2 separate regions of the Homo sapiens genome follow, and region 1 is linked to region 2. The links are chromatin loops, found by intact Hi-C in ENCODE. Cell type or tissue: MCF 10A. All regions are shown on one strand.

Region 1 (2,500 bases), 55 kb before region 2:
AAAATGTGGTATCATCCTGTTTTGAACAAGATGTCCTGTTCTGAACACAACAGAATCAGGATAACAGCTCACAAGAGGTACCCACATAAAGTAGCAAGAGGTCCACTGTGTTAAGTGTACATAAGGAAATGGGAATATTCTCTGTGACCAATAAGTGAAGGCAGGAGGGAAGCATACCTCAGCCTAAAGGTAACAATGAATTATTTCAAATCTGAGGTTTTTGAAAATGGAAAGGAATGATTCTATTAACAAGTTCCTTAACAAAAGCAGTGTTCAGAGTCTGCATGGCCAACTGGTAGGCATATTGTAGAGGGGATCCGTGCACTGTGTAGACAGCCCCAGTAGATTCTCTTACAAATCTAAGTAAGTAAATATGGAAAGGTAGTAGCACAGAGGGTGGTAGATAAGAAATGTAAGGTCTTCACTTCACTTCTTTCAGAATATCTTCCAGACCATTTTATAAGGAACACCACACTTGGCCTACTTTAACACACGATCTCGGGGGCCATCAGAGAGAGACGATTCTTCACTTGTTCATTGTGCTAAAGACCCAATGACAATAGGATAAAGGGAAAACAGTTCTTAGTACCAGTGCAGGTCAATTTATCCTAGCTGCAAGATTTGATTATTACTATAGTTTGTTTTTTTAGGTGAAGTGTAGGCTAAAATATCAGATAAATTCCAACATTTGGCTGTTAGAAGTTCAAGCACAAGTTAAAAACCTCTAAAAATATTGTGTCTAATTTATGCATCAAAAAAGCAAACAAAGAACAGCCTTAGCAAAACACTCCATTAGTAACTGAAGAAAGAAATGCTAACATAATTTAGTAGGCTTGCATCATAGCTGAGTGTTATATGTTTTTTCAAGGGTAATGTATGTAACACACACTTTGTTTACACTGGCGTCTATCAACAGGGCTAGACGACTTTAACTGTCTCATAAATCTATGCCAACAACAACCATTTAAGAAACTACACTTTTTTTCTATGGGCTCCTGACATGAGTGATACATTAATCCCAAGAGAAATCAGTGTGTGTTGTAAGCTACCCTAACCTTGCAGGGAAGACGCACAACTAGATTCTCCATTTGTAAACACTGTCAACTTAAAGTGATGGTGTCAGGGAAAACCAGAACAAAGCAGCATACTCATTACACGTTCATGGGAAAGCTTTACACATTCTTATATATGGGAAACAGTTCTCAAGTTATCTTTACCAGGAGGAAGGTTAAGCACGTTTTAAAGTACACCAGTTCGCAACAACCGATTGATTTGACTGTATTCTTAAAGCCCTTAGAAAATTCTTTTACCACATGAGAAAATATTTGTGTAGTGTTTATAAAATGTAATTTCTACTCAGAGGGTTTATAAGAAAGAAAAAAAGACAGCTAGAGAGATAAGGTAAGCACACAGACAGAGTTTCTCCAGGGAATTTTATTGGCTTTTTTCTTTCACCTGGGGTGAAAGATGCATCAAAAGTGCCATTGTATAAATTATCAAGATTCTGCTTAACATTTGTGGGAAGAAGAATGGGGATTATTAGTCTTGTCTGAAGAAAACCATCAAAAGAATTACCTCTAACGTGTTCTCTAACATGTTGATAAGCATGACCTTCAACTCTTTCTCCAAATCGATATGAAAAGGGGGATCATTTATTCAGTCTGCACTTGGAATAAGAATGAAACCCAGAATTGCACCTACCTCAGTAAAACCTGTATGAGTAAAATAACTACTTTTAATCCTTTACACATCTCTCCTCTCTTCCATAAAGAACTGCTATCACCTCCTCTACCTCCCAAAGAATATTTTTTTCATTTTCGTAAGTTCAATGACAATCCCCTTCACTGCCCCCAATATTGATGACTTCCACCAAATCACTCCTGAGTCATGTTTTCTGGACATCTCTTTGATGCCCTAAAGGGTCTTCAAACTTAACACTATCAACATATTTCAAACTGAACTAATTTTCCATTTCCCAAACCTGCTCCTCCTCTTCCAGACATAGTCAATTTTACCCCTCCTTTCTGCCCATTGTCCACCACTCACCCCATGTTTTCTTTCAACTATATTCTTTTTTACTCCCCCATGCCCTTCTCAATACCCAGGGTTGCTCATTCTGCTCTCTTTGCCTAATAATAATAACAATCATAATACTTTCCAGTATGTGTCATATGTGGTGCTAAGTAATTTATATGTGTGATTTCATTTAATTCTTACTACATTCTTATGACATAGGTACTATTACTATCCCCAGTTAAAGACGTGGAAACGATACTCAAGGTGACAGAGCTAGTGTGTGACAGGCTGAGAGTTTAATTCCAGTGTGAAAGCAGTGCTCTGACCTGCCTTTTCAACCTTGGTAAATCCAACACCTCAAGGCTTAATGTGTTTACTCTTAAATGAATCCTTCAACAAATATATTTTGAGTGCACCCTCTATCAGACATAGGCTTGACACAGGTTATCAGCAGTAAATGAAGTAAACTTGGACCTGGACTCCC
Region 2 (2,500 bases):
CCGGACCAAAACAGAAAATAAATTCTTTTTTGACAGAAATGATGAAAAAATAGACTCTACCAGCACGTCCGTGTTTGTAGAACCTAAACTTGCAGGAGTGCTACAAACAAGTCTGTGTGAAGAGGAACATATTTTATGCATCTCCACTGTCAATACTAAACCATATTAAGATGATTTAAAGAAAATACGGATCATTTTTATACTCCAACTTTCAAAATTACATTACAAAATTTTCATTATACAAAGGTAATCAGGCTTTATATAGTAAAAAATAGATAAGTAATATAAAGATATACAAGGCAGTTAAGAGGAATGTTATATTTTAAAACTGCAATATTTGTAGTATTTGGTAGCTTTTAAAATTTGTAATTGTTGTGACTTATAGTCTCATTGTAATCATTTACTTTTGCATCTAACTTTATATTCATAACTTAGTCTTAAAGAGTATGCTCACACTGTATATGCTTCAGGTTACACAAAACTTGACTCTTCCCCTCATTATGAAGTTTGCCTTCAAGAGCCAATGTCAACAGAGCTGTGGGGACAGAATTCAGATTGCAATGGATTAAAGATAATTAAAACTCTTCATAAAAGACATCATAAAAATAGAAAAAGAAAACCATGAATTGGTAGAAGATATCCACAACACACATTTAACTAACAAAAGATTAGTATTGAGGGTATAAAAAATAGAACTCCTATCAATCAGTAAGAGACAACCCAAGAAACAGAAAAATGGGCTAAAGATAAGAAAAAGCACATCAGAGAAAACATAAATTATCTTCAAAAATTAAAAAAATCTTCAAAATTAAAAATCTTCAAAAATAAAAAAAGCTCAAGCTAATTATAAATGAGGGTAATGAACACACAAAATCATGAGATGTTTATTCATACCCTGCAGACTGGCAAAACACTTAAATATACGATGAAGTACTGTTGAGGTTATGGAGCAATGGGAACTTTCATCAGCTGTGGAGCGAGTATCAACTGGCACAACCACTTTGGAAAACAATTTGGCAATACCAAGCCAGGTTAAAGATTCATGGCCTTGTGAAGCAACAAAACCTTTCCCAGATTTAAAAAATCTGGAAAAATTCCTATACATGTACATAGTCTGTAAGAGAAATAGAAAAAAAAAACCCAGAAATATTCCAAATGTTTTTCTTTTCTTGATTCTTTTTCTTTTTTGAGACAAGAGTCTTGCTCATCACCCAGGCTGGAGTGCAATGACACGATCTCGGCTCACTGCAACCTCCACCTCCTGGGTTCACATGATTCTCCTAGCTCAGCTTCCCGAGTAGCTGGGATTACAGAAGTCCATCACCACGCCCAGCTAATTTTTGTAATTTTAGTAGAGATGGGGTTTTGCCATGTTGGTCAGGCTGGTCTCGAACTCCTGACCTCAGGTGATCCACCCACCTCGACCTCCCAAAGTGCTGGGATTACAGGCATGAGCCACAGCACCCGCCCTCCAAATGTTTTTCAATAGGCAAAGTGTAAGTAAATCGGGTTATATTCATACAACAAACTCCAAAACAACAATGAAAAATGAACAAATTGCTGTCTCATATAAAAGAATCTCAAAATGTTAACTTTGAATAAAGTAAAAGTCCTATAAAAAACATACAAAGAATGTTTTCATTTTTATAAAAGTGATTAAAAATGTGCACAACTAAGCAACAGTGTTTAGGGATGCATACATTTGTAATGAAACTAAATTAATAAATAATTCAATAAAATCCAGGACATTGTTTAGCTCTGAATCAGAGTGCACAGTGTGTTTTGGATGGCACCAGGATGGCCTTCAATATTGTTACTGTTCTATTTTTTATGTGAGCTTTCATTTTATTATTGTTTTTAAAACTATAACCATGTGTTATATTCTTTTGTATGTATAATATTTCACAAAATAAAATCTGTAAAAGAGATTAGAGGCAATAAAAGTACACTAACTTTTAATAAAATATGGATGAAGAAGGTGGTGGTATAAATAACTGACAAACCACAAACATCTCCCTACTCAAGGGTACAAATATAGTCAACAATGAGAAATAATCTTGTTTTAATTTTTCTTAATAGAACTATAAATTATCCTTAGGTTAATACTTGGATACGTAACATCCCATTTTTACACAATATTAGTAGCCTGAATTTACAAAGTTGTCTATTCCTGGATCATAAAAAATTCTCGTAGTATACCTCAACTTTCTCAGTACTATCTCTTTTAGATGGTAAGCTCCAAATCCCAGAGCCTGCCAACAGTCAGCCACGGAGCTATAAAATTCAGGCTCAAGTAACAGGTGTACAGTTTTTCAAGTATAATTCTTACTCCTAAAAAAGATGAAAGCATAGTTGGAAATATAATGCCATACAACTGCCTAAAGTAGCACTTACTAGCACAAAAGAAAACACTTGGGCAGCTCAGGATGTAGTAGTTTGAGGATATATACAAAAAGCAGGTTGTAGAAACTTTTGTATCTACCTAACATCATGCTAGTAA

The links. Hi-C counts contacts between places; a loop is a spot of excess contacts. Peaks named below come from ENCODE experiments on the same cell type or tissue, not always from the same donor. Only the 100,000 strongest peaks of a DNase experiment are listed, where the experiment ranks them.
Region 1: a loop joins it to region 2, with 2.8 times the contacts of the local background. A loop is called at or near these places in 2 of 110 quality-filtered maps.

Annotation. Positions count from the first base shown.
Region 1 is chr6:125,049,342-125,051,841 of GRCh38, reverse strand. The region is part of intron 2 of RNF217 (ring finger protein 217); the gene reads right to left. Among named protein-coding and RNA genes, the nearest start is that of RNF217-AS1, 88 kb to the right of the region's middle. In MCF 10A, no CTCF peak of the experiment used is centred here; a DNase peak (open chromatin) is centred at 951.
Region 2 is chr6:124,994,610-124,997,109 of GRCh38, reverse strand. All of the region lies in intron 1 of RNF217 (ring finger protein 217), which reads right to left. Among named protein-coding and RNA genes, the nearest start is that of RNF217-AS1, 33 kb to the right of the region's middle. In MCF 10A, no CTCF peak of the experiment used is centred here; a DNase peak (open chromatin) is centred at 979.